3 separate regions of the Homo sapiens genome follow, and regions 1 and 3 are each linked to region 2. A link is a contact called in ENCODE Hi-C or POLR2A ChIA-PET data. All regions are on one chromosome and are shown on one strand. Each heading gives the region's core, a stretch centred on a gene start or an enhancer-like site at or near the end of the contact. The rest is flanking DNA. Distances are from core to core; before and after follow the strand shown.

Evidence for each region. A loop is a pair of places that touch in the nucleus more often than their neighbours do. ChIA-PET counts read pairs that join two places held with the same protein, here RNA polymerase II (POLR2A). Pooled maps may share reads with other maps.
Region 1: a map of mammary epithelial cell shows a loop between it and region 2 (3-fold over the local background). The contact joins two enhancer-like sites. A Hi-C loop is called at or near these places in 11 of 168 maps with a recorded cell type or tissue (CD4-positive, alpha-beta memory T cell, Caco-2, Calu3 and 8 more), 7 of 37 single-sample maps with no recorded cell type and 18 of 50 pooled maps. POLR2A ChIA-PET finds 5 or more read pairs at or near these places in 2 of 52 experiments (PC-3 and activated T-cell).
Region 3: a loop to region 2 is called in a map of sigmoid colon, with 2.7 times the contacts of the local background. The contact joins two enhancer-like sites. A Hi-C loop is called at or near these places in 3 of 168 maps with a recorded cell type or tissue (A673, endothelial cell of umbilical vein and sigmoid colon) and 6 of 50 pooled maps. POLR2A ChIA-PET finds 5 or more read pairs at or near these places in 1 of 52 experiments (endothelial cell of umbilical vein).

Annotation. Positions count from the first base shown.
Region 1 is chr12:12,031,296-12,035,384 of GRCh38, forward strand. No RefSeq gene overlaps it. Among named protein-coding and RNA genes, the nearest start is that of BCL2L14, 38 kb to the right of the region's middle. RefSeq lists enhancers at 1,009-1,058, 1,509-1,608 and a silencer at 2,060-2,354. Within about 2 kb of position 2,241, at least 28 of the 41 ENCODE cell types and tissues checked have a DNase peak (open chromatin) inside an H3K27ac peak, as active enhancers do; they include endothelial cell of umbilical vein, where a contact is called at or near this core.
Region 2 is chr12:11,876,807-11,881,119 of GRCh38, forward strand. All of the region lies in intron 5 of ETV6 (ETS variant transcription factor 6), which reads left to right. Among named protein-coding and RNA genes, the nearest start is that of BCL2L14, 190 kb to the right of the region's middle. RefSeq lists an enhancer at 1,431-2,228. Within about 2 kb of position 1,350, at least 17 of the 41 ENCODE cell types and tissues checked have a DNase peak (open chromatin) inside an H3K27ac peak, as active enhancers do; they include endothelial cell of umbilical vein, where a contact is called at or near this core.
Region 3 is chr12:11,705,372-11,709,927 of GRCh38, forward strand. All of the region lies in intron 1 of ETV6 (ETS variant transcription factor 6), which reads left to right. Among named protein-coding and RNA genes, the nearest start is that of ETV6, 58 kb to the left of the region's middle. Within about 2 kb of position 2,385, at least 14 of the 41 ENCODE cell types and tissues checked have a DNase peak (open chromatin) inside an H3K27ac peak, as active enhancers do.

The DNA.
Region 1 (4,089 bases), core at 991-3,490, 160 kb after region 2:
CCAGCTACTCAAGAGGCTAAGGCAGGAGAATGGCATGAACCCGGGAGGCGGAGCTTGCAGTGAGCCAAGACTGGGCCACTGTACTCCAGCCTGGGCGACAGAGCGAGACTCCATCTCAAAAAAAAAAAAAAAAAAAAGATTAAAAATGGTACACCTGTATAGGGCACTTACCAAAATGGCTGTTGCAGAACTCGAAGTTACTCTCGGTGAGTCAGTGAGTGAGTGGTGAGTGAATGTGAAGGACTGGGATATTATTGTCCACTACTGTAGACTTTATAAACACAGTACACTTAGGCTACACTGTTTATTTTTAAAATAAAGTAATTGAGCTACAACATGACAATGGCTACAGCGTCACTAGGTGATAGGAATTTTTCAGCCCCATTATAATCTTATGGGACCACCTTCATACATACAGTCGGTTTTTGACTGAAACATCATTACATTCAGCACGTGAATGTAATTGCGATGAAGTGAAAGATAAAGGTTATAGTTCTAGTGTATCCACAGTGCTTTAGGAGATGAACTGTTAGGGAAAGCCAGAAAAATCTCCACCACGGAAAAAATATTTGGCCTGCGTCTTGAAGGATAAATAGGAAGTCAGTACTCAGACAGGTGCCAGTGTTTTTCAGCCTGAGGCAGGGAGGTATGAGAGACAGCTGGAAGGGTTTGAGAATGGGTGGTGAGAACTTACACTTACTGGGGACTGGATATAAGAATGCAGTAAGACGTGGACCTAGCACCGTGATTTTTCGACCTGGGCTACACATCAGAAACACCTAGCGAGCTTTTAAATCTTCCAGGGCCCAAACCACATTGTGAACCAATTAAATCAGGACGTCTGGGGCTAGAAGCCAGTCATCAGTATCTTTTTTTAAGCTCCCAAAGTGATTCCAATGTGCTGCCAAGTCTCAGAACCACTAGTCTAGAAAGGAGGGATAAGGATTTTCAGCAGCCCCCACAGAACCGGCCCTCCTGGTGACCCTGCAATCCTGGCACACACACCCCACCCCGCCTGGGAGAAAGACCGGCCACACCACAGTCATCGGCTGTTTCCTGCTGCTCCTTTCCTCCCACCAGCATTTTACTCTGAAATAGTGGTTCTCAAAGTGTGGTCTCCAGACTGTAGCATCAGCCTCAGGGGGAAATTCTTAAAAATGCAAATTTCCCAGCCGCACCCTGGACGCATTCACCCAAAAACTCTGGGAGTGGAGCCCAGCAACTGAGCCATGCTAAGGTTGGTGAGCCGCTGCTCTGGAACATTGATCCCTCCCAAACTGCAGCAAAGCAAGCACCTGGGTGTAGCTCTGGCTGTGTAGGTGCTACTACAATCTGCTGGAGTCACTGCTTGTCGGCAGAGATGCCGTGGGAGCTGGCCTGGGTGCCTCCACGTTGGCCGTCACCACCAGGCAGTGGCCTTTGGCCTGGAATCGAAGGTACCAGAGGGCTGATAGCTCAGTTTTTTTATGGCACCAAGAAAAGACTTTCAGATTGGAGGTATGGGATTTTCTTTATTTTTTAATCCTCTTTTAATATAAAGTGGCCCCTTAGCAAACTTTCAAGATATTTCACATCAGAACTGGCCGGGAAATCCGGCATGTGGACAGACACGGATATGCCGTGTGCATTTTTCCGTTGGAGGAAGAGGGTAGGCTTGGGTGCTGGAGGGTGTTGCCTGGGGGCGGAGCGAGAAGGAAGAAAGGGCGCTGCTGGTTCACACCTCACCCATGCCCTCCTCTCAGGCCCCAATCAGGATGGAATTAAAAGACCCTGGGAGGAAAATAAGGAAAGCAACAAAGGAAATGAGTTCCCCATACAGAAAGGGAAATTGCCTTTCCCGTTAAGGTCAGACTGGTCCGAAGTAAAGGACTGGTGCGCCTTAGCAACCGCCTCTGCTGAAGCCCTAACGCTGGAGCTCTTTCGCCCTCGCAGAATAACCGGGACTTTCTTGCAGCCGGAACCAGCCACGTCCTGATTCCACACTCCCTTGAGGAGCCAGCCAGCTCCACATTTACTCAAAGAATCCGAAGGGCACCAAGTGGATGCTCTGCCACACGATTGAAGAGGGCAAGCTGTCTGGGGGGTTTTCCACCTCTTTTCAACTCAACTATTCTGAGCTGAAGTACTGGACCCGTTTTGTTTTTCCTGTTTTTTCCTGCTTCGGTAAATCTGGAAAAATCCTGCAGGTCTGAAAAACTGTTGGACTTGACAGCGTGTGTGTAGCGCCACCTGGTGACCACAGCTTATCAAAACAGCTTCCTTCTGGGGCTCTTGTGGATGTACATCAAAGGCTCCAGCTTCCAGACAGGTACACATCCTGTTCTCACGCCCGGCCCACTTTCCCGTGGGAATGTCAGCCACTCTGATTTGCCTTGGCTGAAAACCTCCTGTCTTTGCATGGAAAAAAACACAAATAATATGAACAAGCAACAGAGTTTTCTTTCTCTCTTAAGTAACCAAGCATTTAAAATCTTCTAAAGCACACATTTCCCTAATTGAGAAAGGAAGCAGAAGAAAAATTTCTGGCTGAAATTATAAATCATAATAAATGGTCGGAAATACCTTCTCCCTTAGATTCCTGGGGTCCTAGTGTAGAGGAGACTTCAGTTGCCCTTGACACTACAACATCCTGACTAAAAGCCTGTTTCCAAGGTGATATTTGATAGACATGAAGGACCCAGGTGGAAAAGAAGGTAGTCTGGACGGCACGGCAAGGAGTGGAACACGCAGGCTATGAGGTGTCAGCAGAAATCAGTTCTGGTCCTGGCACTGCTACCAACTTGCTGTGTGACCTTGGGAAGTTACTTAAGCTTTGTGGATCTCAATGCCCCAGACTCGTTAACTTCTTTACTATTTTTTCCCATAAATTCAGTGTTTCTGAAAGATGTTGCCCACCAGAATGCATCTCTAAAATAGGAGCTTAATAAGCTTTCTGTCTTGAGGGATCAGACGTATAAATGTCAGGCAGGCCTTCTGATGATCATGATGCAACCAGAGTTACCACAGTGAGTCCATATCACAGACAAAGGCGAAGACACTTGATCCCTTCTTAACCTGGTCTCCCACCCATGAATGATTTTTGTTAGGATTTCAGCATGTTGAAACTAACCCACAGACCCTAGTTACAACTTTCTCAGGGCCTGAGAGCTGGGGAATCCCAGTTTGGGAACCAAAAAACTAGAAAATCTTGAGGGCAACTCTGGCTGTCATGAACTAAAACAGAGCAAAGATGGAAGCCTGTGGTATGTGCGTGCAGGTAGAATCTCGATTTGAGAAATGGCGTTACAAGGAATTAACACTTCAGAAATGCCAGCTCTGTGCCAGGATTTTTTTATTTTATTATGTATATTTGTCATGGACAACATGTTTTGGAATATGTATACATTGTGGAATGGTTAAATAAAGCTAATTACATATGCATGTGCTCACAAAGTTATCATTTTAGGGGTGACTTAAAATCTCTCAGTGATTTTCAAAAATATATGTTATTAATCATAGTTGCAATGTTGTACAATAGATCTCTTGAACATATATTCCTCTTGTCTAACTGAAATTTTATGTTCTTTGACCATCTCCCCAACTGCCCCCCAACAAGCCTGAAAGCCCTGGTAACCCCTATTCTACTCTCTACTTCTTTGAGTTCAACTTTTTAAGAGTCCACATATGAGATCATGCAGTATTTGTCTTTCTGTGCCTGACTTATTTCACTTAGCACAATGTCCTTTGGGTTCATCTATGTCACAAGCAACAGGATGTCCTCCTTTTTAAAAGACTGAATAGTATTCCATGGTGTGTTTTCTTTATCCAACCCCATTTTCTTTATCCATCCATCCGTTGATGAACACTTAAACACTTAGTTGGTTTCAAATCTTGGCTATTGTGAATAGTGCTGCAATGAACATGGCAGTACAGATACCTCTTCAACATACCAATTTTATTTCCTTTGGATATATATACCCAGGAGTGGGATTGCTAGATCATATGGTAGTACTATTTTTAATTTTTTAAGGAACCTCCATACTGTTTTCTGCAATGGCTGTGTTAATTTACATTCCCACCAGCAGTGCACAAGGCTTCCCTGCTCTCCAC
Region 2 (4,313 bases), core at 100-2,599:
CTGGTCAGTTGGGTCATTAATCCTACAGCAGGCAAGACACAGAATTTCCTCTCAGCTCAAGATCTCTTCACTCCCAACCCTCTTAGAACACACTTCGCAGCAATCCTTGGAATCTTTAAAGGTAGCCTTTTGTGACTTTAAAAAATACTTTTACTATCTCTCAAGGTTACATCCTTAACAGAAACAAAAAGATTCTAATCAGCGAGACATCAAGTCTCTTGCATTGCTTATTTGTCACCCAACTAAAACAATGTACTTTCTTGATTTGGTTTTATTGACTGGATGAATTATATATATACAAAGATTCAATTAGGGAAGCCTCTGAAGTAAGATGAAGAAAAAAGTATGAAACTCCAGAGAAAGCAGTTTGAGGCTTATCCTCAGGGGCTTCAAGGACTGGGAGAAGTCACTGTATTCTGGCATCTTGCTTCTGTCTCCACTTCCTCCCACAGTGTTTAATGCTGCTGTGAATTTGTTTCAAAGGAAGCCTATAGACTTTTTTTTTTTTTTTTAATTTTGTACATGAGCCTCAGGAGCAGCCTTGACAGCTAAAAGACCTCGTAAAAGAGAAGTGTGAAGGGATTGCATGAAAGTGCTGGGGGCAAGTCTCAGCCCTCGGCCTTTGTTGGAAGGTGTGGGGTGTGCAGACACATGTGCACCTTCGCACACATGCATCTGTGCATAAATATCTGTGTTTGCAGGAAAGAAAAGATAGGGTTGTGGGATGTCCCCAGAAGCCACAGGGATTCCAGTGTTTTAGTACCAGGTGAAAGAGCCGCTTCCTCCCACACTATCTCAGGGAGATGCCCTTCTGTAGACCTCTGTAGCCCAGTACCCTCAAGAGCTCCTGGAGACAGATGGCCCCGAACAGTCCTAGGGAAGCAGTGTGGGCCTGTGGCAAAAGCTTGGACTGCGAAGTCAGCATGATTGGAATCCGGTTCTTGACTCCCAAGCAGGTGCATAATGTCCCTGAGCCCTTCTTTCCTTATCTGTAATATTGAGAATAGTAATACCCATTTCTGGGCCCTTTTGACTGTTAATGAGACAACATGTGAATGCATGGCACAAGAAAGTTAATTGCTACGTGTCACTGTCCCCCCCTGCCTCACTGCTGAGCTGCCATCCTGCCCATCTGAGAGGGACTGTGTGGGAGCTGTGGGTACAGCCAGCACAACTGCCTGCAGAGCCACGCAGGGCACTGACAGGGAAGGCCTGTGTGGGGTGCCCTTCAAGGCCACCTCCGTTTTCTTATTTCCTTGGAGATTTACTTTTGTGCTCCTGCTTCCCCTCCCTGAAGCTTTGCCTGCTGTCCATATTTGGAGGGGATGAATAAGATGAGCACTGGGGAGGGGAGGAGCCATCACTCCAGCAGGAATATTCCCAGCGGCTGAGTCACTGCATTTGATTTTCAGTGTGAACAACTGAGAAATCAAAGAGCCCTAAAAGAGGAGGAAGTTTCAGGACAATGTTTTTAAAAGATAAAAAAACATCAACAGCATGGTGTCTGAGTGGAAAATAATAGAAGGGGCTTGAGGAGACTGGAAATTCCAGTTTGTGTAAGGGCGCACAGTGCTGTAATACAGAGTCCTACCTCCCTGCAGTCCCTGGATGTGAATTCCCAGGCTGCACCCACACCTGAGCAAAGCGGAGGCTGGGCCTTATTAGGTTCTGACTGCGGGCTGGATCTCAGCTGCAGGCTGTGAGTTTCGGATACCGGTGTTTCCAAGCCTTCTCCACACCTTATGTAATCACAGGTGAAAAGGTCCAGCCTCATTTGCAGCTGTGGTTCTTCTGCCCCAGGAAGCCAGGAAGCGTAGATTTTTGTATTATTTGCCTCCACTTCTCCCTCCCCCAGCGTGCCACCGTGCACATATGTTTTCTGTTTTCCTAAGCCACGGCAAAGCACAAGCAATTGCCCATTGTAAACACACCTCTGCGTATCAACACACACCTGGCTGCACTGGATTGACCAACTTTCTGCTTCTAGGTAATGGCTGATCTAGAATAGAGGAGGAGGAGGGGAAAAAAAAAAAAAACAAGCAGCAGATGGCCCCCTGAATGTTGTAAACCGTGTTTCTCTAAGCAGGGTTTCTCAACACTCTCGATATTTGGGCCAAATAATAATTTGTGGGGTTGCTTACTATATTGTAAGAGATTCAGCAGCATCCCTGGCCTCTACCCACTAGATGCTAGGAGCACCCTGCACCCCAGTGTGACAACCAGAAATGCCTCCAGATATTGCCACATGCCCCCAGTTCAGAACCATATTTGTAAAGCTTAGTAGCAACTTTTTTTTTCATATGCTACTTTGCGTGTTTTGTTGCTGAACTGGAAATAAACGTTAATTTTTAGGTAATAAATTTCAAAAAATGTAACAGGGACACTCAGCCTCTCTTCTGGTAATTATGCCCATGACACTGTCATTTGCAGGCCTTCTTTAAAATTCCACTTGGGCAGTTAAAAGAACATAAAATGACTTTCTTAGAAGCTTTCCTGAAATTTAAATTAACCACAATCATTAAACATTCCCTATGTCAATAATTTGACTTTCCTACTCAAAGTTTTTTAAGGCATCAGTTTTGTCTAGCGTGGTTTTTTTCTTTAGAAACCATGTTGGTTATGTGTGAATTGCCCATCTTTTTACAATCTCTGCTCAATAAGTTTATACAATGAGTCTCTGGTAAGAGACAGACGTGGGAGTGAAAATATTTCTCCTTAACCACAGGAAGGGATTTTTTACAATGCCTTTAGCTGCGGATACCGAGGGTACCTCACCCAGCAGGAAGGAGAGGGAACTATACTTGGGCTAAACACTTTCATAAACTACTTCTCATGGAAAAGAAAATCCAAATAGTGGAAATTTCTTTAAAATATCCATGTGCCTTGAGATAGAAGAAAGCCCTTTCGTTTAAGAAAAATGCACTTAAAATTAATGAATACCTTGTGATCCAAAAACATTTTATACATATACGTTCAGGTGTTTTGAAGTGGAGTGAACTTCTATTTATAGAGTGTGTTGCGCTTTATTATATAGTATTATGCATTTACATTGATGATCAAAGAACATTGTATCTGTGCAGGCATGGGTTCCGAAAAGGCTGAAAAATTCCAGGTGAGCCGTGGCAACAACCTCTAAAGGATCTAGGAACCTAAAGAGGATCTGCCTTTTATTTAATAGAAATCTTAGAAACAAAAATAACTGACATGGCTTGAATGTCAATTGTTTAAAAAAAAAAAAAAAAAAAGGAAAAAAAATCTATTGTGTGGTCAGGCAGTTATTTTTATCATCTAGGCATAATTTTTACCAAAGAAACAAAACAATCAATAATGTTATAAAAGCCACTTATACTCTGAGCTTGAAACAACTGCTTTATGCCACAAAATTCCTATTGCTGTCTCCGTTAGTGACTAATTCAATATGTCCTGAATGTCAACGTATTTTTATTACTCAGCTAAAGTTGGCTTTGCTGGATTAAATGTCATTTAAAATGATCAATTGGCAGCTTGTTTGGGGTTGTTTTCACATTTATGAAAGGAAAAGTTTGCCGGATACAAATGTTCTTGAAGCTGATAGGGAAACGGTGTTCTCTGGTAAGCCCTGCCCTTCCTTTTGCCATCTGATAAGTAGATAACATTCTAGGTCCTAGTTTGATGCCTCCGAAAAACCAACATGGCAGCCCAGTGCAGGTTAAGCCCTTACATTGGAGAAATGGTCTGGTTCACGTTTCACTGTTTTATGAGAAGTAGAATGTACCATTACAGTAAAAGAGAAGCAACAGAAACATGCAGTGAAAACGCCCATGCTTGTGGTTAGAGAACTGTCCGCTTTCTTTTTGCTCTACAGTAGGCTTCTGAGTGGAGTGCCTTCCGCCTAGAGTCAAGAGGGCTGCCATGATGTCACCCACCTTCATATGGGCAAAATGTCTTTATATGAAACTGTAAAAGACAACCAGGTCGTTTCTTAATTGCTGAAATTTATTAAAATGAACACACTAGAAAATCACATTCCCAATCCAGAGGAATCCAATGGCGTCGTCAGCCTATTTGCAATGGAAATGATTGTAAACCTATAGGGAGACATAGGAGGGGCTGCACACAAACTACTTTCGTTCGTCCTGATTTACTGGCTTCTTTTCCCCCTAGAGATACAGTCTCACTCTGTCACTCTATCGCCCAGGCTGAGTGCAGTGGGTTGATCATGGCTCACTGCAGCCCCAAACCCCTGGGCTCAAGCAATTCTCCCACCTCAGCCTCCCAACTAGCTGGGATTACAGGCATGCACCACCACGCCTGGATAATTTTTAAATTTTTTG
Region 3 (4,556 bases), core at 1,135-3,634, 170 kb before region 2:
TGTGTGTGTTTCAGGCATCTGACTCCTTTATTTATATTCTCTGCCCTGGCCTTCAGATGATTTTCGAGCGGCTTTCGATTAGATTATCTGCATTGGGATAATGGAGCAATTTTGCAGCAAACTGCTTTGGACTGTTCGACTCTTCTCGGCCTGAGTAGCCAAAAAATAATAATAACTTGATTTAGTCTGGTCTAGCCTGCTGTAGTCTGACTTAAGGATATAATATCCCAGACCTTAGACACTTGACTTAATACATTAACATATTAACAAAAGGGTAAAACAAAATACTAGAAGAAAACATAATAAAAACAGCACATTATTTTTCGGGCATTTGACTTGAACCACAGGGTGCCCTCATAATGAAAAGAATATTCCAAGGGAAAGATGAGAAGGCAATTGAGACAACCCTAAGCCCCTGTCTGCCCACTCAAACCCTCTGGCCACCACTGTACTCTCTCCACCATGAGAAAGCAGGCCAGGAGTCAGTTCAGCTGCCTGTGTTTAAGTGCTTTTAATATCCATGGAGGCACAGAGAAATGAAAGCAGGAGCCTTGAATCTAGATTTTTCCAGAATCCTTTTGAGAGACTTATTGTAGCGGCAGGAGCTCCATTTTGGGGGGGTCACCCCCTGAACTTTGATGGTTTTCAAATCTTTGGAGGGCCTTGGTCTTAGTGGCTCAGAGGTCCCCTGCCAGGACTTCTTTAGGATGGGGATGATAGGAAGCGAACGTTCCTTCTGTTGAGGTGCATCAGCCTTGCATCTGAGTTCTTGATGTCCTCAGGCCTGGCTTCCCAGTTGGTTAAAGGAATGAAAATAACAACGCCTTTCATTTGCAGTGCAGCTTTAAAAATATTTGCTTTTGCTATCTCATTTTATCCTGATAATAACCGTGTGAGAAAAGCAGGATGGCAGTCTTACTGTCCTTGTACACATGGAGAAATAGATGCACAGAGGTTAAGTTGCCCAGTTTAGTAAAGGGCAGAGCAGGGACTAGACTCCATTTCTCTTCGCTGGAAGAGCCCAGCACTATCACATTGCAAGATTGTTTCTTGTAAAACAGTCCTGCATAAAAATAAAAAAGAGTAGAGAGCATGATGTGAATTTCAGCTTTTAGAGGCTGCTGTCTGTTTTTCATAGGTTAAATAGTGAATCAGTGTGCTCCGAGCTTCCATGAGGGGCAGCCCTCCTTACCTGGCAGGTTACTGAGTTTTCTAATGACTTCAGTTTTAGGTGCTAGGAGATAGTAGGGCCACCTGCACTGTTTTGTGAGCAGGACAGATAAGAGGCAAGTGGAGAGGGTGGGAGAGCACTGGCTTGCATCATACACCCCAGCTGCCCTTGCAGGGCCCGACTGTTACAAGCCAGGTATTTCTAGGACGATTGCATTCCTAGCCATATCTGTTTTCTTTCAGATGGGGCGTACAATTTACCTTTTGAGTTCTGTAAATGGAATCGAGGTGAAATCTTTACTCTGGTGCACATATGACCTGCAGGTTGATGCTGCTTGTTTGGAAAGCCCTCTACTTCACAGCGAACAGTTTGTACTGTCAGGTAGACCTCTCTGCCAGGGGACCAACTCCTGTGTATTTGAAAAGGAAGACAAACCTGTATTTTGTAGAAAGGGTCTATTGTTCCCAGGGGGTGGTTGTGGCCAACTTCTTGGACTCCTTTGGCTGACTCTGAAGAAGGAATTGAAGTCAGAATGCTAATCACTGACTTGCACAGGCCTCAACAATCAAACCTCAGGGAACTCAGAAGAAAGTAAACAAGAGCGCTCAATTGCAGAGTCTTGAAGAAGAGCAGCTGTGTAAAGGAGGCTAGACGTGAAAAAAACGTGTTGGAGAGGAAAAAAAATCACATTCCCTGCTTCTCAAATGGGAAGTCTTAAAAATAATAAAGAATCCTGAGCAGCGGGCTCATTTCCCATGAGCAGGCTTGCTGTGGCAGGCAGGCTCACCTGCTAGAGGTGGTCTCCTGGCTTAGAATGGGAGCACACCTGTGGGAATCGCAGCGCTTCTCTACCTGAGCTGGATGTAGATTGTTTGAAAATCCTAGTTGTGCACTGCGTTTCCATCGATCCCTTTCATGCTCCCACTTGTTCCTTTAGTTCCAAATAGCAGGCTGGTGTTGAGAATTCTGTCATCATGGGGCGTTTTTTTCTAAATGTGAGAAATGTCGGAAGCATGGGTGTTCTCAGATTGCTTTAGCCACTGATGATTTTCCTTTTAGTGTATGGAAAGAATGATTTTCTTCTCAATTTCTCCCCTCTAACCTCCTGCATGTAGATTTATGGATTCTAATCGGGACCTTTCTTTGATTCAGTGCCAGGTACACAGGCCCCGAGTCGTATGTGGCAAGTGGCCAAGGGGATCGGTCCTGGAGAACGTCATGGCACACAGGCATTGGCCATGGAGTGGTGATCCCTGGCTCTGGTTCTTCTCCGTCCAGTGACCTGGCATGTCACCTCACAGGGCCATATTTACCTGTTAACTGAGAAACTGAACTAGAACATGGTTATGATAATTTTAATCTCAACTTTGTCTCCTCCTATCTTATGGCAGTAAAGTGACCTTTTAGCAGGATCAATTTATAAGCCGTTTGAAGTCTATCTTTTCTTCCCTTAGCAGTTGTATTTGTGATTTTCTCAGCCTGATTTTAAGTTATTCTGTTATAATTTTGAATGTTCTGTTATGCTTCCCTCTGTGGTGAGCATACGTCGAAAGCTGTACATTTCCTTCAGGGTAACCTTTGTTTCCAACAGGAGAGAGTTCTCACTACCACATCCAGCCTTGATCTCTTTAACCTAAATTGGAATAAGCCAGACAGAGCTGGGGTTCATGGGACAGATGGGAGCATCTCAAGTTTAGGGTTGGGGAGTCTCAGTGAAAAAAAAAAAAAAAAGAACAAGAATGTAGACTTGGAATTTGAGAACAGATAAAGCAGTCCTCACTTGTGCTCTGCAAGGGAGTGCTGTTGTCTTCTAAGGTATTGAACAGACTGGGTGGGAAGCTGCTGAAAGACTGGAAATTTGGGGACTTAGCAAGAAGTATAATGGTGCTGTAACTGCGTTTTCTTAAGGAAACTTGGAGCTGAGGTGCCACCTCCCTGGGAGGGACTTTTCCACTGGTTTCTTGCAGTCTGGACATCACAGACGGCCCAGACTCCCCCCTGTCTTGTGTACATTCCCTTCTACAAGCCTTGCTGTGTTATCACAGGTACCACTTGTAGGCCAGTATCATGGGGGATGGACATTGTTTCATTCTAGGCACATTCAGGAATCGTATATGTACCCTGCCTCGCTTCTGACCTCTCAAGTCAACTTTTGGAGCTGTTAGTGACTTCCAGAAAGCTGACACCCAGTGCCACTCAACCAACCCTGCTTTTCTGCTGGTTTATTTTTGTTATTCCTACCCCGACTCATCTTGCTTTTCAGCCATCAATGAGAATTTATTGAGTTACTCAGACACTCACTCAGACCCTGTGGGAGAGTAGAAAGATGTGTAAGAAACTGTCCCAGAATTTTGAGGGACTTAAAATCCATTCGAAAAGGCAAGGTCTAAGCACATGAAAAGTTACCTAGCAATATCAGCTCATGAATGGAGAGACAGTTGATCAGAGAAAGAGAAATGTCTGTTCAGGAGTGGTCAGGGGAGGCTGCATTGAGGTGATGCACACGTGTGGCCTGAAAGCTTGATTCGTTCCCCACCCCCCATTGTATTCTATATGTAATATTTGATATATAACCAAGAAGCTATGTGAGTTACAAAGCATGATGATACAGTGAACACCTATGAACTCACCACCCAACATAAGAACCAAAATGACTGATATTGATACCCTACCTATATACCTCTACCTTCTTCCTCATTCTACCCCTGCCCTCTTATCCCAGTTAGCCACTGTCTTAAATTTTACAGATTTTATTCCGTTCCTTTTTTTCTTTTTTGAAAGCGTTTGATCTTTTCTTCTCTCCTCCTCTCCTCTCCTCTCCTCTCTTCTTCTTTTCTTTCTTTTCGAGATGAGGTCTCGCTATGTTGTGCAGGCTGGTCTGGAACTCCTGAGCTCAAATGATCCTCCCACCTTAACCTCCCAATAGCTGAGAATATAGGCCTGTACCACTGCACCTGGCTAGATCTCATGTTTTCTTTGGAAATCTAGTAATTGTGATATAGGATCTCTGAATGCAGAACACCTAGGGCACAAGTGATGCTTAATTTTATGTGTCAACTTAGATGGGCCACAGTGCTCATATGTATGATCAGATATTCTTCTGGATGTTTCTGTGAAGGTATTTATGGATGAGACTAATATTTAAATTGGTGGACTTTGAGTAAAGCACATGGCCCTCCGTAATGCGGGTAGGCCTCACCCAATCAGTTGAAGGCCTGAATAGAACCGAAGAGGGAATGCCACAGCAGATGGCCTTCAGACTTACACTGCACCACCGGCTCTTCTCTGGGTCTCCAGCCTGCTGGCACATCTTGCAGATTTTGGGCTTGTCTGCCTCTATAAGCACATAAGCCAGTTCCTTAAAATAAATATCTGTGTGTGTGTA